Linked DNA regions of Homo sapiens: region 2 is linked to region 1. Evidence: chromatin loops called from intact Hi-C (ENCODE). Cell type or tissue: natural killer cell. All regions are shown on one strand. Links, peaks and the distances in the headings refer to the core of each region. The heading gives the core; the rest is flanking DNA.

The links. Hi-C counts contacts between places; a loop is a spot of excess contacts. Peaks named below come from ENCODE experiments on the same cell type or tissue, not always from the same donor. Only the 100,000 strongest peaks of a DNase experiment are listed, where the experiment ranks them.
Region 2: it touches region 1 in a loop (7-fold over the local background); 4 of 110 quality-filtered maps call a loop at or near these places.

The regions. Positions count from the first base shown.
Region 1 is chr17:3,705,841-3,717,135 of GRCh38, reverse strand. ITGAE (integrin subunit alpha E) reads left to right here. Exons shown (of 31, transcript NM_002208.5): 30 at 338-448; 31 at 2,194-2,508. The coding sequence ends at 2,289. It also overlaps a transcript of P2RX5 not described here. Among named protein-coding and RNA genes, the nearest start is that of HASPIN, 12 kb to the left of the region's middle. RefSeq lists a silencer at 6,114-6,314. In natural killer cell, for the core only: no CTCF peak of the experiment used is centred there; DNase peaks (open chromatin) are centred at 4,095 and 5,975; H3K27ac peaks cover 1,777 bases.
Region 2 is chr17:3,758,537-3,769,831 of GRCh38, reverse strand. It overlaps ITGAE (integrin subunit alpha E), which reads left to right. Exons shown (of 31, transcript NM_002208.5): 3 at 5,872-5,963; 4 at 7,850-7,917; 5 at 8,312-8,429; 6 at 8,655-8,819; 7 at 9,545-9,660; 8 at 10,279-10,430. Among named protein-coding and RNA genes, the nearest start is that of ITGAE, 37 kb to the left of the region's middle. RefSeq lists an enhancer at 6,054-6,153. In natural killer cell, for the core only: no CTCF peak of the experiment used is centred there; DNase peaks (open chromatin) are centred at 2,861, 4,291, 4,893, 6,311 and 1 weaker place; H3K4me3 peaks cover 998 bases; H3K27ac peaks cover 4,083 bases.

The sequences.
Region 1 (11,295 bases), core at 1,860-9,859:
ACAGCCTCACAGTCCTGTGTTGAGACCGGATTCCGTGGGACCCTCTTTCAAGCTGTCAGAGCATCTTTAACAGAAGGTCATAATCTCCTGACAGACCTAGCCCTTCTAGATAAGGGGCCAGAATAGTTTCTTACGAAGTATTTGGGTGATTGGATAGTTTTAGATGATCTAAAATGCTGCATCAGGGAATATCTAGCTTTTTGCTTTACTGTCATCAGCTTTGATCAATACACGGGTTGTTGCCAAGTCCTCGTATTTTGCTCCTTAAAATAACATGTAGGATTTTTTCCTTGTTTGCTTCACCTGATTTATTGGGCGATCTCTTTGTCTTGTCTAGATCACTGTCGTCTTCCTGAAAGATGAGAAGTACCATTCTTTGCCTATCATCATTAAAGGCAGCGTTGGTGGACTTCTGGTGTTGATCGTGATTCTGGTCATCCTGTTCAAGGTCAGTTCTACTCATGGCATCACAGTGAGGGAAGACTGGGCTCTAGTTTTGGGCACAGAACTCCTTAGGACAGCCAACCTCTGACTTAGAGCAGCTGCCCTGGCCTCGTGGCCACTTTTTTCTCCTCCTTCAACTGCACACCCCCATTTAGACAAATGAGTAAAACAGTATCTGTCTGAAAAGAGAAAACTCTGAGTTATAAAGAGTGATTTTATATATATTTCTTTGGTACCTCCCTATTCTCAAGGCCCAGAACTTAATACTGTTATGTTCGGTTACCTGTGAGTTCAATAGGGCCTGGAAGGTCAACCCTAGGCCAGCATTTATAACTTACTTGGAAGAGGCCTTAACGGTAAGGCCTTAAAACAGATGTGACTGTTGTTCCCCTGTTGAAATCTTTTCCTTGCCTTCCCCTGTCTTAATGTGCAAACTCTTCTACTGCTATTTAAGATCCTCTCCTCTCTGTCCGCTACCCGTCTCTGCCCTTAAGTGTTGCTTTTTTTTCTTTTTTTTTTTTGAGACGGAGTTCCGCTCTTTCGCCCAGGCTTGAGTGCGGTGGTGCGATCTCGGCTCACTGCAACCTTCCCTTCCCCCCACCCTGACCCCGGGTTCAAGAGATTCTCCTGCCTCAGCCTCCTGAGTAGCTGGGATTACAGGAATGTGCCACCATGCCTGGCTAATTGTTTTGTATTTTTAGTAGAGACGGGGTTTCACCATATTGGCCAGGCTGGTCTCAAACTCCTGACCTTGTGATCCTCCCGCCTCGGCCTCCCAAAGTTCTGGGATTACAGTCATGAACCACCACTCCCAGCCTCTTTTTTAAAAATAAACACCAGGGTCTTTGTCCCCCAAGCTGGAGCTCAGTGGCACAGTTAAGGGCTCACTGCAGCCTCGTACTCCTAGGCTCAGGTGATCCTCCCATCTTAGTCTCCTGAGTAACTGGGACTGTTACTCAGGTGCATGCCACCACACCCAGCTAATTTTTTAATTTTAATTTTGTGGAGATGAGGTCTCCCTATATTGCCCAGGCTGGTCTCAAACTCCGGGGCTCGAGCCATCTTCTCATCTTGGCCTCCCGAAGTGGTGGGGTTACAGGCATAAGCACCTGACCTTGCTTTTTTCTCCCAACAAGTCAAACTATTCCCTAAATAGGTTCGTGCCTCTGCGTACGCGTAGGCTGCTTTTCTTGTCAGGAATGCCCTCCATGACTGCTCACTTCACTCACTGTCTTCCCTGAAAGCGGTCTAGAGACTCCTGAGTCCTCTGTGCTGGCTTCTGTGTGTTTGCTGTGAGCTCCCTTCTAGAAACCCTTCCAAATGGCAGTCATCACACTGTGTTGTAATTATCTCTTTTTCCTACTAGATGATGAGCTTGATGTAGGAAGCTGTACTTGATCTCCTTCTGTCTTCAGCATCATAGGCTATACTGAGTATTTTTGCATAAATAAGATTAGATCCAGTACAGCCGAAATTATCATGCTTTGCAAAATAAGTTAAAAAGGTTCAGCTGCTCGGGAGAGCAGGGTTCAGAGGAAGGTGGAGTCAGTTCTGATTGAGGGATGAGCACCAGAGGTCTTGAAGGATTGGACTCTCCAGGAGAGATTCAGAGTAAGTTAGGAGAAGGGAGTAGTAAGTATGAGAAGCAGAGGAATATAGGGGCTATTTAGGCAACAGCCAGAATGCCGGTTTTCTGAAACAGATGGCTATCTTTGGCCTGTAACTGGACTTTTCCTTCCTTTGTTTCAGTGTGGCTTTTTTAAAAGAAAATATCAACAACTGAACTTGGAGAGCATCAGGAAGGCCCAGCTGAAATCAGAGAATCTGCTCGAAGAAGAGAATTAGGACCTGCTATCCACTGGGAGAGGCTATCAGCCAGTCCTGGGACTTGGAGACCCAGCATCCTTTGCATTACTTTTTCCTTCAGGATGATCTAGAGCAGCATGGAGCTGTTGGTAGAATATTAGTTTTTAACCATACATTGTCCCAAAAGTGTCTGTGCATTGTGCAAAAAGTAAACTTAGGAAACATTTGGTATTAAATAAATTTACACTTTTCTTTGCAGTAGTGCCTTTAATCTGGAAATACAGTATTACTTAGGATTTGCAGTACATTTTGCCTGATAGGGCAAGTTTTCATTCTTATTTTTAAAAAATGATAGATTGTGGCCGGGCATGATGGCTCACGCCTGTAATCCCAGCACTTTGGGAGGCTGAGGCAGGCAGATCACGAGGTCAAGAGATCGAGACTATCCTAGCCAACATGGTGAAACCCCATCTCTACTAAAAATACAAAAATTAGCTGGGCATGGTGGCGGGTGCCTGTAGTCCCAGCTACTCAGGAGGCTGAGGCAGGAGAATCATTTGAACCTGGGAGGCGGAGGTTGCAGTGAGCCGAGATCGTGCCACTGCACTCCAGCCTAGCAACAGAGTGAGACTCCATCTCAAAAAGAAAAAAACAAAATAGGCGGGGTGCGGTGGCTCACGCCTGTAATCCCAGCACTCTGAGAGGCTGAGGCAGGTGGATCACGAGGTCAGGAGATGGAGACCATCCTGGCTAACACGGTGAAACCCCGTCTCTACTAAAAATAAAAAAAATTAGCCGGGTGCGGTGGCAGGTGCCTGTAGTCCCAGCTACTCGGGAGGCTGAGGCAGGAGAATGGCGTGAACCTGGGAGGCAGAGCTTGCAGTGAGCCAAGATCACGCCATTGCACTCCAGCCTGGGCAAAAGAGCAAGACTGTCTCAAAAAAAAATTATCGATTGTATCCTTTCAGATAATTCTTAAGTATCAATTTTTCAGATTTCCAGAAGAAACTCTTTGGGGTTTTAATTTAAACATACAGGTTAAGTTTGGGAGCATTGATATCTTTATAGATTTCCTTTCTACTCCGCTTGCTGCGATTTATTTTTTAATTTTTATTTTACTTTATTTTTTTTTTTTGAGACAGAGTTTTGCTCTTACTGCCCAGACTGGTGTGCAATGGTGTGATCTTGGCTCACCGCAACCTCCGCCTCCCGGGTTCAAGCGATTCTCCTGCCTCAGCCTCCTGAGTAACTGGGATTACAGGCATGCGCCACCACGCCCAGCTAATTTTGTATTTTTAGTAGAGATGGGGTTTCTCCATGTTGGTCAGGCTGGTCTCAAACTCCTGACTTCAGGTGATCCACCTGCCTCAGCCTCCCAAAGTGCTGGGATTACAGGCATGAGCCACCGCGCCTGGCAATGCTGAGATTTTTAAAAACACTCTGCAGCAAGGTTTTATAATTTTCTTCAAAGGGGTCTTAATTTATAAAGACTTACTTCCAGCTGCATTTTTATTTGTTTATTTATTTTGGGGGGGTCTCACTGTGTTGCCCAGGCTGGAGGGCAGTGATGCAGTCATAGGTTGCTGCAGCCTTGAACTTTTGGGTTCAAGCCGTCCTCTGCCTCAGCCTCCTGCGTAGCTGGGACTACAGGTGCAAGCCACTATGCCCGGCTCATTTTTTAATTTTTCTTTTGTAGAGATGGGATCTAGCTATGTTGACCAAGCTGATTTCAAACTCCTGGCTTCAAGTGATCCTCCTGCCTTAGCCTCTGAAAGTGTTGGGGCGTGAGCCACTGCGCCTGACCTGTTATTATGCTTTTGTTGCTACTGTGTGAAAATACCGTTTTTTCCCCCGACTGTTTAGAGTTTGCACTTAGAACAGTTGGTGGTTTTGAATGTTTATCTTATCTGGCCATTTTACTGAACTGTGGTTTTGTTTTTTTGGAGACGGAGTCTCACTCTGTCGCCCACGCTGGAGTGCAGTGGTGTGATCTCTGCTCACTGCAACCTCCGCCTCCCGGGTTCCAGCAATTCTCCTGCCTCACCCTCCCGAGTAGCTGGGACTACAGGGACCCACCACCATGCCCAGCTAATTTTTGCACTTTTAGTAGAGATGGGGTTTCACCATGTTAGGCTGGTCTCGAACTCCTGACCTCAGGTGATCCACCCGCCTCAGGCTCACAAAGTGCTGGGATTACAGGCATGAGCCAAATCCGGGCCCGGCCAAACTGTTTTTAAATCACTCTTTAGTTGATTCTTTGGGATTTTTCTAAGGAGACAATTTTATTTGCAAATAATGGCAATTTGGAGTCTTTCTGATATTTCTACTTTTGGCTACCCTTACTTCTTTGACTAGGACGTGGAGAGCTCTGAGAAGTAAACCGTGTACCTGGTTGTAATGGGAGGGCTTTTCTGGCCCTCCTCTGCCTGCCTCACACCTGCCTGTTATCCCAGCCCCGGCTGCTCTGCCTTTGGGTAGTTTCTAGGGCTTGGTTGGAGCAGCCCATTCACCTCTCATGGAGCCCCGTACCTTGCCAGTGTTACATCACTAGGCTGTTGGGCACCATCTGCTTCCCTGTTGATCTGATTCCATCATCTTCATTTCGTTCAGAAATCCGTCTGTGCTATCGGTCACTTGATGATATTGTTCTCTGTTTTCCAATGCTGCCACAGGCTTTTCCCCTTCCTTGTAACTCTTGGGTTGTTTCAGTGGAATTTGCCTTTGAGGGAAAACACACAGGTAAGTTTGCTTACTTATTTTCCTGTTGTGCTCAGGAGTTGTGTCCAAGTTTTCATATTATATAAAAGCCCCTGCTTTTTATACTTTTTAAAATTGCAAATAAGACCCCACTTCCATCGTCACTGGGAAGCCTGTTTGTTATTGACTTACTGAGTCGTGCTGATCCAATTGGCGTTAGAGCAAGGCAGCTGTAATCGGGGGAACTACATCAGGAACTACTTAATGAGGAGGAAGACACTTTTAAGTGCGACATGGTTAGATTTTACAAATTCATATGCTATGGCTTGGGCCAAGGTCTGTGGCATACACCTGTAGTCCCAGCTACTCAGGAGGCTGAGGCATGAGAATCGCTTGAACCCAGAAGGCAGAGTTTGCAGTGAGACGAGATCGTGCCACTGCACTCCAGCCTGGGCAACAGAGCGAGACCCTGTCTCAAAAAAATAAATAAATAAATAAATAATGAGGCCGGGCGCAGTGGCTCACGCCTGTAATCCCAGCACTTCGGGAGGCGCCGACGTGGGCAGATCACCTGAGGTCGGGAGCTTGAGAGCAGCCTGACCAACATGGAGAAACCCCATCTTCATTAAAAATACAAAATTAGCTGGGCGTGGTGGTGGGTGCCTGTAATCCCAGCTACTCTGGAGGCTGAGGCAGGAGAATCGCTTGAACCCGGGAGGCAGAGCTTGCAGTGAGCCAAGATCGCGCCACTGCACTCCAGCCTGGGTGACAGAGCGAGACTCCGTCTCAAAAAAAAAAAAAAAAAAAAAAAAAAAAAAGAATGAGTGCTGGGCTCAGCCCTGTGGAGTAACCTTTTCTCGTAATTGAATGAGGTCTAAATAACGTGGCCAATTTAGGTTTTCACACCTGCTTGGTTTCATTGGTTTCATCCCTCCAAAGTTCAGATGGTATCATGAGAGAAACAGGTTATTCGAATCTGCACTCACTATCCTGTACCAGGGCAAAGGAGAACAGAAAGCACATGGGGTACTTTCCCAGCCGGTCTTTCTTCTACAAGCTGCCTTTTAGGTGCTAGGCCTTTCTCATTTCCTTTTCACCCTCTGCCTGGGACAGGAAATGGTAGAGCTTGCATAGATCCAAGAACAGTGAGTCATGCCATAGGGCCACTCTGCTACCCAGAAAAGGACTGAGCTGGGACCCGCTGAACTTTGGATGCAGTTATTGGAGGGAACAGCAGTTTTTTTTGTTTTGTTTTGTTTTTTTGAGACAGGGTCTCGCTCTCGTTCATGCTGGAGTGCAGTGGTGCGATCTCGGCTCATTGCAACCTCCGCCTTCTGGGTTCAATCGATTCTCATGCCTCAGCTTCCTAATTAGCTGGGACTGCAGGTGCATGCCGCCACGCCCAACTAACTTTTGTATTTTTAGTAGAGATGGGGTTTCACCATGTCGGCCAGGCTGGTCTTGAACTCCCGACTTCAAGTGATCCGCTCACCTCGGCTTCCCAAAGTGCTGGGATTCCAGGCGTGAGTTGCCACGCCCGGCCTCCTGCTGTCTTAAATAATCTGCACTACTGCATTATTCTGTGCACATCTCTAATACATTTACAAGGAGGGGTTTTTGGTTAAGATTTTCTGGGTCTTCTAGTCATAATTATATTATAATGGCACCAGAATTTTACCATTACTTGAACTAGGAACAGATTCAGTATATGGAATCAAGGGAAACTTTCATTTTATTAATTTATTTATTTATTTATTTATTTGAGATAGAGTCTTGCTCTTTCTCCCAGGCTGGAGTGCAGTAGCATGATCTCGGCTCACTGCAACCTCCGCCTCCCAGGTTCAATCGATTCTCATGCCTCAGCTTCCTGAGTAGCTGGGACTGCAGGTGCATGCCACCACACCAAACTAATTTTTGTATTTTTAGTAGAGACTGGGTTTCACCATGTTGACCAGGCTGGTCTTGAACTCCCGACTTCAAGTGATCCGCTCACCTCGGCTTCCCAAAGTGCTGGGATTCCAGGCGTGAGCCGCCACGCCCGGCCTCCTGCAGTCTTAAATAATCTGCACTACTGCATTATTCTGTGCACATCTCTAATACATTTACAAGGAGGGGTATTTGGTTAAGATTTTCTGGGTCTTCTAGTCATAATTATATTATAATGGCACCAGAATTTTACCATTACTTGAACTAGGAACAGATTCAGTATATGGAATCAAGGGAAACTTTCATTTTATTAATTTTTGTTTGTTTTGTTTTGTTTTTCTTTGTTTGTTTTTTGAGACAGAGTCTCGCTCTTTCGCCCAGGCTGGGGTGCAGTAGCATGATCTCGGCTTACTGCAAACTCCGCCTCCTGGGTTCAAGCGATTCTCCTGCCTCAGCCCCCCGAGTAGCTGGAACTACAGGCACCCGCCACCATGCCCAGCTAATTTTTGCATTTTTAGTAGAGACGGGGTTTCACCATGTTAGGCTGGTCTCGAACTCCTGACCTCGTGATCCACCCACCTCAGCCTCCCAAAGTGCTGGGATTACAGGCTTGAGCCTCCACTGCACCTGGCTATTAAAATTTTTTAACTTTTACTTTTGGAGACTGGGGTCTCACCTTGTTACCCAGGCTGGACTTGAACTCCTGAGCTCAAGTGATCTGCAGTAGCTGGGACTAAGGGCATGTGCCACTGTGCCTGGCTTAGGGAAACTTAATCACTTCAGGAAGCATCGTCGTCCTAATAGCAGAGTTCAGGAGGATGCACCTAAATTGACAATTCCCAACTTCGGTTGACTTGCTTTGTTTTTTTATTAGTGGGAGCAAATTTTGTAAAGTACATGAGTAATAGGTACATTTCTCATAGTGAAATCAGTAAAAAGTGAAAATTTGCCTTTGTCGCAACCTTGCTTCATTCAATGCTCTTCCTCAGAGGCTGAGATGACCTGGTTTAACGTGTATCTTTCCAAACCCATATTCTGAGCCGGGCACTTTGGGAGGCCGAGGTGGGTGGATCACCTGAGGTCAGGAGTTCGAGACCAGCTTGCCCAACATGGTGACACCCTGTCTCTACTAAAAATGCAAAAATTAGCCTGGCGTTGTGGCAGGCGCCTGTAATCCCACCTCCTTGGGAGGCTGAGGCAGGAGAATCGCTTGAACACGGGAGGGGGATGTTGCAGTGAGCCAAGATTGTGCCATTGCACTACAGCCTGGGTGACAGAGCAAGACTCTGTCTCAAAAAAAAGAAAAGAAAGAAAACCAAACCATATTCTGTGCATCTCTAAGTATTTATATATATTTATATCTAAGTACAAAGGTTTTTTTTTTTGAGGGGGGTTGCATAAATAAGATGGTATCTTCTGCCATTTGTGACCGTTTTCAAGGAATGCATGTCAGAAGCTAAATGCTGCTGCTAAATGCTGGGGGTCAGGTGGGGGAATAGAGGGAAGGGTATCATCTTGGGCTAACATAATCTTTGGGGAATTAATCACAATTTGTAAAGAAGCCCTTTTAGCTTTTTCCAAGAGTGGAATTAAAAACTTTTTGTAATTGCTCTGCAGTGCCGAAGTGCTTTCCAGAAAGACCGGACCACTTTATGTGGTTATCAGCAGCGTGAACTTGTTCTGGAATCTCCATTTTTACTTAATTTGTTTGCTTAATGGGTATATAATTATAGTTTCAGTTTTACTTTTCTTTGACTGTTGGCAAGGCCATGTATTTTTCCATGAATTAAGATGACTTTTTTTTTTTTCCTCTATGCTTTTTCTTTCTTGTCCAGTTCAAACAACATGACCCTGGTATTTTCTCATTAGCTTTTTCTGAGCTGCTCCCTGCTTCTGGGGTAGAAGAGGTGCATTTCTACCTCTGAACTTCTGAGCCTTTGGGCAAGTAAGGGTGATTTGACTTTAATAGGATTAGAGAGCCATGTGCTCTCCAAAGTGGGGGAGCTAAGTCTTACAGATGAGGTGGTGGGCATTAGGAAGCAGCCGTCATCATTGGTGGTCTGTCTGAAAAACAGTCTTCCTAAGTACCACCAGGGAGAAGACAGGACCACGGTGCCCTTCCGCTTCTGGGAGAGGCCCTGCCCTTGCCCTCCCTCTGTCCCTGAGGAGGAGATTCCTGGTGTTTTTTTTTTTTTTTTTTTTTTTGAGACGGAGTCTCACTCTGTCACCCAGGCTGGAGTGCAGTGGCATGATCTCGGCTCACTGCAAGTTCCGCATCCCGGGTTCACGCCATTCTCCTGCCTCAGCCTCTCAAGTAGCTGGGACTACAGGCGCCCGCCACCAAGCCTGACTAATTTTTTGTATTTTTAGTAGAGACAGGGTTTCACCGTGTTAGCCAGGATGATCTCGATCTCCTGACCTCGTGATCCACCTGCCTCGGCCTCCCAAAGTGCTGGGATTACAGGCGTGAGCCACCGCGTCTGGCCGAGATTCCTGGTTAACCATCTCCTAGGACCCCGCAGCCAGTTGCAGTCCTGGGGGCACAGTAGTCAGGGGGACTGAAGGTGTGGTCTCTGTGGATGCCTCATCTTCTGTCCAGGGCCGAGAGGGGGGTCTGGACTAGTCCTTCCCAGAACTGCCAGACGTTTTCGAGCTCTTGGCTTTGGTTTCTCGGCGTGATCTTTCCTCTCTTTAGAGCTGTGAGATCTGAGGCTAAGGTTGGAGTGCTGGGATGAATGAGAGAAAACACCACTGGCTCACTTTGGTGCTGCAAACCTTTTTGATTTCTTAGTCTGGCAAAAGGCTGCCAGCCTAAGTGGAATTGGGATACCCAGGCCTGGGGTCTTTTGGCTCCCGGATGAAGAACTGACTGGATTGGCTAGCTGGTTAAGGACACCAGTACCTCTAGGTTAGGGGTTTCTGACTGTTCGGTGGGCTGTAGATCCTTTTGGTGGTCCAGCAACCCCTTGTCAGGTATTTTCCCAAACGTTGCATTACGAAAATGTTCACACATACAGAAAAGTCGAATTCTACAGTGAACACCGGTCTGCCCACCACCTAGTTTCTGCTGTTAGCATTTTCCTCTGCTTGTTTTGCCCCGTTTTCCCAACCGTCTATCAGCTTATTTTTAAACAATAAAAGTTTATAAAAATCAATTACATTGAAATCTAACAATCAGAATGTTTTTAAAAATTTATATAGAGATGTTTGTATATCTTTATTAATGCCTTAAAGCAGCAGGTCTAATAACTACCCTACTTCCAAAGTGGTGATGAGCTTACATTATATTTTGAGATACCTGCGGTAGCTGTAATGTGACAGGAATATACAATTTCTGTTGGTATCAAGATTATAGGTGGGCGCAGTGGCGCACGCCTGTAATCCCAGCACTTTGGGAGGCCGAGGCGGGCGGATCACCAGGTCAGGAGATGGAGACCATCCTGGCTAACACGGTGAAAACCCGTCTCCACTAAGAATACAAAAATTAGCCGGGCGTGGTGGTGGGCACCTGTAGTCCCAGCTACTTGGGAGGCTGAGGCAGGAGAATCACTTGAACCCGGGAGGCAGAGATTGCGGTGAGCCGAGATCACACTGGCTCCTTGCTCCGACCCCCGAAGGCTCTGACGCTCTAGCTTGGCTTGGATCTGGGCCTCCGCATTTTTCGGCATGTGCTCCAGGTGGTGGTGATGTGGGAGCCGCACCCTGTGAGATGCTAATTATGAGATCAGTGTGTGTGTTCATCTGGTTACACTTTGTCAATGGGCTGCACTCAGCACAGACCTGGAGTCTTGGTGATGAGTAAGTTACTTCAGGAGACGAATTTTAACTTACTGCTCTGGTGGAATTACGTCTGTTGAAATCTTCTATGGGCCAGGCACAGTGGCTCACAGCTGTAACCCCAGCACTTTGAGAGCGCAAGGTGGGCAGATCACTTGAACCCAGGAGTTTGAGACCAGCCTGGGCAACACGGCGAAACCCTGTCTGTACAGAAAACATAAAAATTACCCAGGGGCCAGGCGTGATGACTCATGCCTGTAATCCCGGCACTTTGGGAGGCTGAGGCAGGCAGATCACGGGGTCAGGAGATCGAGACTGTCCTGGCCAACATGATGAAACCCCGTCTCTACTAAAATACAACAAATTAGCCAGGCGTGGTGGTGCGCGCCTGTAGTCCCAGCTACTCAGGAAGGTGAGGCAGGGGAATCACTTGAACCCAGGAGACAGAGGTCACAGTGAGCTGAGATTGTGCCACTGCACTCCAGCCTGCCGACAGAGTGAGACTCTGTCTTAAAAAAAAAAAAATTATCCAGGTGTAGTATGTACCTGTAGTCTCAGCTACTCAGGAGGCTGAGGTGGGAGGATCACCTCAGCCCAAGGAGGTCAAGGCTGCAGTGAGCCATGATTGTGCCACTGCACGCCAGC
Region 2 (11,295 bases), core at 1,895-9,894, 53 kb before region 1:
TGTAATCCCAGCTACTCAGGAGGCAGAGGCTAAGGCAGGAGAATCACTTGAACCAGGGAGGCGGAGGTTGCAGTGAGCCGAGATCACGCCACTGCACTCCAGCCTGGGAGACAGAGTGAGACTCCATCTCAAAAAGCAAACAAACAACGAAAAACATACTAAAGCAATAAATAAAGGCAGGAGATGGACAAGGGTTGCTGGGCTGTACCCAGCTCAGGGTGTAACAGGGCCCCTGTGGCTGCGAGCTGATGGCCAGTCCTCTGTCAGAGCTGGTGGGTCAATGGTTTGTCAGCCACGTGGTCAACAAACCTGCAAACTCCCGGCAGTGGGGGATAAAAGGTGTGGGAAGCAGAGGCAGCTCAGAGGGCCCCAGGCCATGTCATTGCATGATGGCGGCATGAATGGCAGTCTTGGGATCTGCAGTGCGCACCCTGCACAGCTGTTCATGATGGCCTCCTGGGAACGCGCAGTCCAGGTGGGAAGAAAGGGTGGGGGTGGGGTGCTATAGTCAGGGCTGCTGCAGGGCCTGGAGGGGATCAGGCTGCACTTCCTTTGGGAAGGCTTCCTGAGGAGCTGGGGTTTGGGATGATTGCTCTGCAGCAGGAGGGATCGCAGGCAGAGGAAACAGTCCGGGCAGAGGACTGAGGAGGAGAGAGACTGGAGGCGGGTCCAGGCCTGCACCTACCCCACCAAAACGGGGTCTGCGGTGGAGCCCAGTTTTGACCCCACCCTTCCTGGGGGAGCAGGGAAGGAGATGCTGGGTCTAGGGCTGAGGTCGGGGCTGGGGAGAGAGGCAGGGTTGCTAAGGAAGCAACCTAATTTGGGGGCTCAGCTGCAGAGCCGGAACAGAGGAGCAGCTCTCTGCTGCACCCAGCCCTCCGCCCCTCAGCCCTGCCCCAGATGAGCCCCCTCAGCTGTTGCCTGGGCTGTTGTTCAATAGTCACTCAACACTTACTGAGCCCTTGTTCTGTGCCAGGCATTGCTCCAGACCCTGGGAATAACACAGTGAAGAAGATAGACAAGATCCTTCGGGAGCCTACTGTCTCGTGGGGAGACAGATAATAGGCACTATCAGATGATGGCAGGTTCTGAGAAGGAAATCAAACAGGGTGATGTGAAGCAGAGTAACTGGGTTGTGAGGCACGGCTGGGTAGAGAAAGCATTTATGAGGAGGTGACAGGCGAGGCTGGGGAAGGAGAATAAGCCAACCTTGGGGAGAGTGGAAGGTGAGGGCTCTGGGAATAGGAAACAGCGCGGTGGAGGGAACAGTGCCGTGGAGGGAACAGCGCCGTGGAGGGCCTGAGGCAGGAAATGCTGGCGCTGGTCACCCAGGAACTGGGGCTGCCACTGACAGAAGGGACATTGGTGTAAACTACATGAGTGGGCCAGGTGCTGTGGCTCATGCCTGAAACTCACTGTAACTCACTAGGCTCACTCCCAGCAGTTTGGGAGGCCAAGGCAGGAAGATTACCTGAGCCCAGGAGTTCGAGACTAGCCTGGGCAACATGGCAAAACCCCATCTCTACAAAACATAAGAAAATTTGCCAGGTGTGATGGCACGCATCTGTGGTCCCAGTTACTTGGGAGACTGAGGTGGGAGGATCGCTTGAGCCTGGGAGGTCAAGGCTGCAGTGAACCGTGATCATGCCACTGTACTTCAACTTAGGTGACAGAAGGAGACTCTGTCTTAAAAAAAAAATTACATGAGTAAATTAAAAACCAAATAAGTGGGCCAGGCACAGTGGCTCACTTCTATTAATATAGAAGTTTTCTTGTAGTTTTGGAGGCCAGAAGTCTGAAAAGGTGTCAGCAGGGCTGGGTCCCTTCTAGAAGCTCTGGGGGAGAATCTGTTTTCTTGCCTTATTTGGCTTCTAGAAGCTGCCTGCATTCCTTGGCTCACGGCCTCCTCCTCCTCAAGCCTGCAGCATAGTAAGCTTTGCATCTTTCTCTGACACTTTGGAAGACCAAGGTGGGAGTGCTTGAGCCCAGGATCAGCTTGGGCAACACAGTGAGACTTCATCTCTATAGACAAATTAACAAAATTAGCTGGGCAAGGTAACTCGCTCCTGTAGGCCCAGCAACTTGTGAGGCTGAGGTAGGAGGATTGCTGAGCCCGGGAGGTCAAGGCTGCAGTGAGCTGTGATCACACTACTGCACTCCAGCCTGGACAACAGAGCAAGACACTACCTAAAAAACAAACAAACCCCACAAAATAACAGGAGGCTATTACCATCAACAAGGCAGGACGATGATGGAAGGAGCATCTGGAGAAGAGTTGCTTTCTAGAAATAATTTGGAGAGTCAGGCACGGTGGCTCATGCTTGTAATTCCAGCACTTTGGGAGGCTGAGGTGGGTGGATCACCTGAGGTCAGGATATCAAGACCAGCCTGGCCAACATGGTGAAACCCTGTCTCTACTAAAAATACAAAAATTGGCCGGGTGTGGTGGCTCACACCTGTAATCCCAGCAATTTGGGAGGCCGAAGTGAGTGGATCACCTGAGGTCAGGAGTTCAAGACCAGCCTGGCCAACATGGTGAAAACCCCATCTGTACTAAAAATACGAAAATTAGCTGGTCATGGTGGCGGGCGCCTGTAATCGCAGCACTTTGGGAGGCCAAGGCAGGAGAATCGCCTGAACCCAGGAGGTGGAGGTTGCAGTGAGCCGAGATCGTGCCATTGCACTCCAGCCTGGGCGACAAGAGTGAAACTCCATCTCAAAAAAAGAAAAAAAAAAAAAAGAATTTGGAGAGAGAACCAACAGGGTTGGCAGGTGGATTGGATGTAGGGCATGAGTGAAAACACGACGAAGTGAGGATGCCTCCTGGGTTTTGCCTTGAGAACTTAGTGGTTGCTGGTGCCATTTGCTGTGGCGGGGAAGATGAGAAGAAGCAGGCTTGACAGGAAAGACCACAGGTTCTGTTTGTTTCCTATCGACGCTGTAACAAGTTACCACAAATGTAGTGGCTTACAACAACACAGGTTTATTATTATTATTATTATTATTATTATTATTATTATTATTATTATTATTATTATTTTGCACTCTTTCACCCAGGCTGGAGTGCAGTGGTGAGATCTCAGCTCACTGCAACTTCCACCTCCCAGGTTCAAGTGATTCTCCTGCCTCAGCCTCCCGAGTAGCTGGGATTACAGGCTTTCACCACTATGCCCAGCTAATGTTTGTATTTTTAGTAGAGACGGGGTTTCACCCTGTTGGCCAGGCTGGTCTTGAACTCTTGACCTCAGGTGATCCGCCTGCCTCGGCCTCCCAAAGTGCTGGGATGACAGGTGTGAGACACTGAGCCCAGCTGCAAGTTTATTATCTTGTAGTTTTGGAGGTCAGAAGTCTGAAAAGCTATCAGCAGGGCTGGGTCCCTTCTAGAAGCTCTGGGGGAGAATCTGTTTTCTTGCCTTTTTAGGCTTCTAGAAGCTGCTTGCATTCCTTGGCTGACGGGCTCCTCCTCCTCCTTAGGCCTGCAGCATAGCAAGCTTCACAACTTTCTCCGACTCTGATTCTCCTGCCTCCCTCCTAGAAGGACTTTTGTGATTACACTGGGGCTTTACAGCCCAGCCAGGACAGCCCTGGGGGCTTCTGGGATGGGAGAGGCCTCCTTGGGAGGCTCCCAGCATTCCCTGCAGTCTCGCCACTTCTCCCCTCTGCCTGCCTCAACGTCCCCCTGAGTCCCTGCGGCTCGCCCATGCCACCGTTTTCGGGGCCTCCCTCATAGAAGGACCCTTGTGATTTCACTGAGCCCACCTAGATAATCCAGGATAACCCCCCCATCTCATGATCCTTAATTTATTAACTCACATCTACGAAGTCCCTTTTGCCATAAAAGGCAACATATTCACAGGTTCTGGGGATTAGGACGTGGCCTTCTTTGGGGGGCCATTATTCTGCCTACGATAGCAGATGGAGAGGTGGGAATTTCAGCCGTTATAGGTGTATTGAAGCCATGGGCTTGGAAGGGATCACTAGGGAGAGTGTGCCGGCAAGGAAGACAGTGACCCAGCCCCCAGATCCTGGTGGCAGATAGAGGTCAGACCGCGAAGGCACCAGCGAAGCCTTGAGGAATGAGGAGAGAGTAGGCAGAAATCTAGAAAAAAGTGTTCGAAGGAGATGGTTACTCATGTTTGGGGCTTCTGAGAGGTTGAGGAAGATGAGGACAGAGAGCGGTCCGTTGGATGTGGCATTGTGGGGGCCCCTGGTGACCTTCACAGGAACTGACTCAGAGGGTGGGAAGTCAGCTTGGGGTGGGTTCAGTTGTGGGTGGGCGGATGGACGCACAGGTGCAGACTTTCTTATTATTCTGTAAGCCATGCCGATACGTGAATATATTTCATAATGTATTAAAATGTAGAGTGATAGGAGTTGAGGAAGTGGAGACGGTATCTCATTTCTGCCCCACCTTCCTGTGCTCTTTAGTCTGTCCCAACCCACTGTAGCCACATCATGACCTTTTTTTTTTTTTTTTTTTTTTGAGACAGAGTCTCGCTCTGTCACCCAGGCTGGAGTTCAGTGGCGTGATCTCGGCTCACTGCAACCTCTGCCTCCTGGGTTCACACCATTCTCCTGCCTCAGGCTCCCGAGTAGCTGGGACTACAGGCACCCGCCACCACGCCCGGCTAATTTTTTGTATTTTTAGTAGAGACGGGGTTTCACCATGTTAGCCAGGATGGTCTCGATCTCCTGACCTCGTGATCTGCCTGCCTCGGCCTCCCAAAGTGCTGGGATTACAGGCGTGAGCCACCGCGCCCGGCCTCATCATGAGCTTTTGAAAGCACAGCTAATCATGTGCTTCCCCTTTATAAAGTCCTCCATGACTTCTACTGCCCTCTGCAGAAAGACCTTGGACTTGGTTCACTGTTAACCACCAAGCCCCTCGTCCCCTCCCCACCATCCCCTATGACAACCCCCGGAGCTCACTGTCTGTCTCAGGACAGCCCAGTTCTCCTGGGTAACGTGGATGGTGAGAATGTTGAGGCTGTCCCTGGAATCTGCCGTCTCCCTGGACTGGGCCTGGGTGGGGGCAAGAAGTTTGCAGTCAGGAGGCGCAGCTCTTGAGGCTGCCTTAATCAGGCTGAGGCAGCCACCCCCAAACCTCCAGTTCTTTTATTTATTTATTTATTTATGAGACGAAGTCACACTCTGTCCCCCAGGCTGGAGTGCAGTGGCGTGATCTCCGCTCACTGCAACCTCTGCCTCCCAGGTTCAAGCAATTCTCCTGCCTCAGCCTCCTGAGTAGCTGGGACTACAGGCACACGCCACCATGCCCGGCTAATTTTTGTATTTTTAGTAGACACGGGGTTTCACCATATTGATCAGGCTGGTCTCAAAGTCCTGACCCCAGATGATCCACCTGCCTCAGCCTCCCAAAGTGCTGGGATTACAGGCGTGAGCCGCCGCGCCCGGCCTCCAAACCTCCAGTTCTGACTGACCCACAGGATAGGGGCACCAGCGTACTCTTCTCAGGAACTAAGGCCAGGCAGGGCAGGCCCCCTGGGTGGCCCACGAGGAAGCCAGCACTGCCCCCAACAGAACCAACCCCAACGCTGGTGGTTTTCTGGCCTCCCCATCCCTGTCCCCATAAGAGAGCAGAGTTTTTATTAACCATCAGTATCACCCCTTCTTTGTCAGGGTGGGCAGCAGGCAGAGAGGGGTTGCATTTAACCATTTCCTGCCTGGTGCTGTGTAGAAGCAGAGGTTGGGCAAATGTCTTCCCCATAATCCAGAGTCTGGGCTAGGAATCTGCCGGCCAGACAGGGAGCTTGTGAGTGCAGGCAACTGGAATGGGAAGGGTGCTGGGCAGGCAGGGAGAAGACGAGGAACATCAGCCAGCTCAGCTTTGCAACCTCCCCTCCCACTCAGGCTCCTGGTCACCAGCCCCAGAACCAAGAGGACACCAGGGCCCCTCCATCGATGTTCCCTTGTCCAGGATGAAATCCTTTGCCATCCTGTAGGTAAGTCAGCCCCAACTCCAGGGAATGCTCCCCAGGACCCCCTTTCTAGCAAAATCCCCCTCATCTAAACTCAAACCATTCCAACCCCAGCCCTGCCTCATCCAGCCCGTTCACCCCTAGACTCCAGCATAACCCACAGCAAGATTCCATCCCAATGCCCAGTCCCACCCCAACCCAATCCTAATCCCCAGCCACCTTTCCTGACACAGTCCTAGCAACAGAAATGATACCTACAGCGTATTGCGTGCCCACCCTGTGCCCGGCAGTCCTCTGAGTCATTCTGTTTTCATCCTCAAAACCGCGCCATTTATAAGAGAGGAAGCTACAGTTCAGAGAATGTAGGTCTTTTGGTTGCCAGTATGACAAAGTTCACACTTTTAGTGTTGGTGGCTGATTCGAAACTCTAGCCCTTCCTGATGCAAGTCATCACACCTCAGTGCAATTCACCCCCTACATATTCAGTCTAACTGTGGCCACCCTAGTAACTAGCATGGGGCCTGACATATATTAGGTACTCAATAAATGCCATTTGAATGAATGAATGAATGAATGAATGAATGAACCTGATTCACTCATTAAACTCTATCCATCCTACCCAGTCAAACTCAGGTCACAGATTTACTGACAACCTCTTGGCTATATATATATAAATAAATAGAATCCTTGTCTTGTCTGAGGCTGGGCGCCGTGGCTCACGCCTGTAATCTTAGCACACTGGGAGGCCAAGGCGGGTAGATCATTTGAGGTCCAGAGTTCGAGACCAGCCTGGCCAATATGATGAAACCCCATCTCTACCAAAAATACAAAAATCAGCCAGGCGTGGTGGTGCATGCCTACAATCCCAGCTATTTGGGAGGCTGAGGCAGAAGAATCGCTTGAACCCAGGAGGTGGAGGTTACAGTGAGCTGACATTGCACCACTGGACTCCAGCCTGGGCAACAGAGCAAGACTGTTTAAAAAAAAAAAATCCTGCCAGGCACGGTGGCTCATGCCTGTAATCCCAACACTTTGGGAGGCTGAGGTGGGCCGATCATGGGTCAGGAGATCGAGACCATCCTAGCTAACACGGTGAAATCCCGTCTCTACTAAAAATACAAAAAGAAATTAGCCAGGTGTGGTGACGGGCACACGTAGTCCCAGCTACTCAGGAGGCTGAGGCAGGAGAATGGCGTGAACCTGGGAGGCGGAGCTTGCAGTGAGCCGAGATTGCGCCACTGCACTCCAGCCTGGGCGACAGAGCAAGACTCTGTCTCAAAAAAAAAAAAAAAAAAAAAAAAAATCCTTGTCTGAGAGGCACTGAGTTGAACAGACTCAATCTCAGTCCAGCAGGGTTGACTGAGTGATTCCATGACTGAAAAATAAGACAGTATCCTGAGGCTGACAGTGGGGAGGACGAGGAAGGAGCTACCATTTCTGCCCCTGAGGCTGGGGGCAGTAAGATTCCCCAGGATGGGTCTGTGAGGCTGGGGGGTTCCTTGGTCCACACAGCCAGTCCCACGGTATCTTGCACATTCCTTGGCACTTACATACCCACCAGGCAGTGCTTCTCCACCCACCTGCCCGACCAAACCCACTGAGGAAAAGCAGCAGGCATCCGCTGTTGCTGGACGCCCATCACCACGCTCACAAGGCTGGGCACAGAGCAGACGTCAATGGGCACGTGTTGAAAGGGTCAGCAAATGAGCCCCGGGGATGGGCACTCGGCCCTGAACGTGTCCAGTCCTGACCTTGAAGGCCCCCGCTCTAGCTTTCTAGAGGCTTCTCTGAGTGGCCAACAGTTCCTCATGGGGGCCTGACCAAGGTGGCTCTGTGCCCTCTGACCTTGGCTTCGGGTCTCTGCCTCCCAGAGTCCCCTCCTCCTCCTCACCTGGGCTTAACTTTTTCAGAGCATGTCCCCATCCCCAAGGGGAGGCACCGGGGAGTGACCGTTGTCCGGAGCCACCACGGTGTTTTGGTGAGTGCAGGAGCGAGAGGAGGGAGGGCCTTAGGGAGGCTGGTGCTAGCCCTCGTGGTTGACCCTGGTGTTGAGACCAGTTCTGACTGCCATGCTGTTCCCGAGGCTGAGTCTAGCGTCTCCCTGGTGCCAACCCCAGGGCTGACTGTAGCTCTGACCACCCTGATACCAGGGCTGACCTAGGTATTCCCTGTGACCCAGCACACTCCTGCAGGTGTCGGCCTCGGCCTTGATGCCAACACTGACTCCTACACCCGGTGAGGGGTGGGCCAGCTCTTCCTGTGCCCCCTGCCTGGTTGAGCCACTGAGTTCTGGAATGGGGGTGAGAATGTGGCTGTGGCTCGGGAATCGGGAGGTGACCTGGTGTTTCCCCACCCTCTCTTCCCTCCCACAGATATGCATTCAAGTGCTGGTCCGGCGGCCTCACAGCCTCAGCTCAGAACTCACAGGCACCTGTAGCCTCCTGGGCCCTGACCTCCGTCCCCAGGCTCAGGCCAACTTCTTCGACCTTGGTAAGGATTGGACATTCACTGGCCTTGGATAGCTCTAAAGAGATCTCCTTGGTCTCCAAGAAAAGGCACCAGCTCACGGCAGATGCAGTGGGACGCAGGCCCACAGTGGAGCAAGGCAGGGTTGAGGCATCACGTGAAAGGAATCAGGGCAGAACCATGTGTGAGCGTGCTCAGGCGAGGATGGAGCCTTTCTGACTCTGAGCTCTTCCATGTGTGTTTTTAAAGAAAATCTCCTGGATCCAGATGCACGTGTGGACACTGGAGACTGCTACAGCAACAAAGAAGGCGGTGGAGAAGACGATGTGAACACAGCCAGGCAGCGCCGGGCTCTGGAGAAGGAGGAGGAGGAAGACAAGGAGGAGGAGGAAGACGAGGAGGAGGAGGAAGCTGGTGAGAAGAGGCAGATCTGGGTTGCTCTGAGTCTATCAGAGCCAATTCCTAGGCTGGTGGCCTCCAAGGGTGAGGGGTGCCTCAGTCTGAGAGATGGGGAGCAGTGGCTGGACTTTACAGACCTGACCTGTACCAGCTCCACCCACTCTTTCTTATAAGTGGGGAAACTGAGGCTCAGAGAGTGGTAGTGATGGGAATGGCTCACACAGCACACAAAGCCTGACCAGGTTCTAGCTCTCTTTTTGAAGGGGGAGACAAAAGCTTCTCTCTTGGGGCCAGGTGAGGTGGCTCATGCCTGTAATCCCAGCATTTTGGGAGGCTGAAGTGGGCGGATCACTTGAGGTCAGGAGTTCAAGACCAGCCTGGCCAACATGGTGAAACCCCAACTCTACTAGAAAATTCAAAAATTAGCCAGGCATGGTGGTGTGCATTATAGTCCCAGCTACTTGGGAGGCTAAGGCAGGAGGATTGCTTGAACCCGGGAGGCGGAGGCTGCAGTAAGCTGAGATCCCACCACTGCCCTCCAGCCTGGGCAACAGAGTGAAGCTCTGTCTCAAAAAAAAAAAAAAAAAAAAAAAAAAAGCTTCCCTCTTGGGAGCTTCTCCAACTTCTTCCCTGAACTGAGCTGGTTGTCAGGGCTGCAGTGGGGGTGCATGCCCTACACATGCTACCCTTACATCTGCCTCACATCCCATGCCCACTCCTGACCTGTTTGTCTTGGCCAGGCACCGAGATTGCCATCATCCTGGATGGCTCAGGAAGCATTGATCCCCCAGACTTTCAGAGAGCCAAAGACTTCATCTCCAACATGATGAGGAACTTCTATGAAAAGTGTTTTGAGGTGGGCTTCCCTAAGAGCTGGTTAACACTTATCTATTGCTGAGAATCACCCTACCTCAGAACAACAATCACCACATTTGCTCACAATTCTATGGGTCACATACTTGGGCTGGGCTCAGCTGGATGATTCTTCTGTCCATCTTGCCTGGAGTTACCCTGGAGCTGCAGGCGTCTGGTTGCTTGACTGGGGCTGGATGGCCTAAGATGACCTCACTTACTTGTCTGGACCATGTGTCTTTAGCAGGCCAGCCCAACTTTTTCGTGGCAGCAACATTCTAAGAGGGCCAGATCCAATGCATGCAAGTATTTTTCAAGTCTCTAATTACATCACATTTGCTGATGTCTTATTGGCCAAAGCCAGTCACATGACCAATCCCATCGTCAGTATGGAGGGCACTACACAGGGAGCTGGGGAGAAGTCTGTGATTCACTGGGGGCCTTTACTATCGCACCCTTCTCCACCCCTACTCGCTTAGAGATTTTGCTCTGCCTTAGCATCTCTTTCTGCCCAGGGATAAGGTAGAAGGAGTGGATTTTTCTGCTGCTTCCAGCGGGAGACATTTCAGGGGCAGAGGTGGCAATTCTTCCAACCTCCTGCCCTCCTGCCCATCCCCTGCAGTGCAACTTTGCCTTGGTGCAGTATGGAGGAGTGATCCAGACTGAGTTTGACCTTCGGGACAGCCAGGATGTGATGGCCTCCCTCGCCAGAGTCCAGAACATCACTCAAGTGGGGAGTGTCACCAAGACTGCCTCAGCCATGCAACACGTCTTGTGAGTGTGGGGGCTGCAGGAATTATTCTGGCCATGCCCAGAGTCTCTGTGGCATCACTCATGGAGGAAGTGGCTGGCCAGAACCGCAGGAGAAGAGAATTAGGGCTCCAGCCTTTCCCTGGCCGAGAGAGAACGTGAGGGATGACACCTCAAGGCTGTCCTCCAAAAAGTCTTCCAAAGACTTCCTCTTGTGAGATGCAGGAGAGCAGAGTGCTCAGTGGACAGGCTGGCTGGGTTCAAATCTCAGCTCTGGTTTTTTTTTTTTGTTTTTTTTTTTGAGATGGAGTCTTGCTCTGTCACCCAGGCTGGAGTGCAGTGGCACGATCTCAGCTCACTGCAAGCTCCGCCTCCCAGGTTCACACCATTCTCCTGCCTCAGCCTCCCGAGTAGCTGGGACTACAGGCGGCCACCACCACGCCCAGTTAATTTTTTATATTTCTAATAGAGGTGGGGTTTCACCATGTTAGCCAGGATGGTCTCGATCTCCTGACCTCGTGATCCGCCCGCCTCGGCCTCCCAAAGTGCTGGGATTACAGGCGTGAGCCACCGCGCCCGGCCTCAGCTCTGGTTTGTATCTGTGTGACCCCGGGCAAACTGAAGGACCTTGTGACCTGTGCTTCAGTTTCCTCACTTTAAAAATGAGAAAAATAGGCTGAGCGTGGTAGCTCATGCTTGTAATCCCAGCACTTTGGGAGGCCAACACAGGTGGATCACCTGAGGTCAGGAGTTCAAGACCAGCCTGGCCAACATGGTGAAACCCCGTCTCTACTCAAAATACAAAGTTAGCTGGGTGTGGTGGCAGGTGCCTGTAATCCCAGCTACTCGGGAGGCTGAGGCAGGGAGAATTGCTTGAACTCGGGAGGCA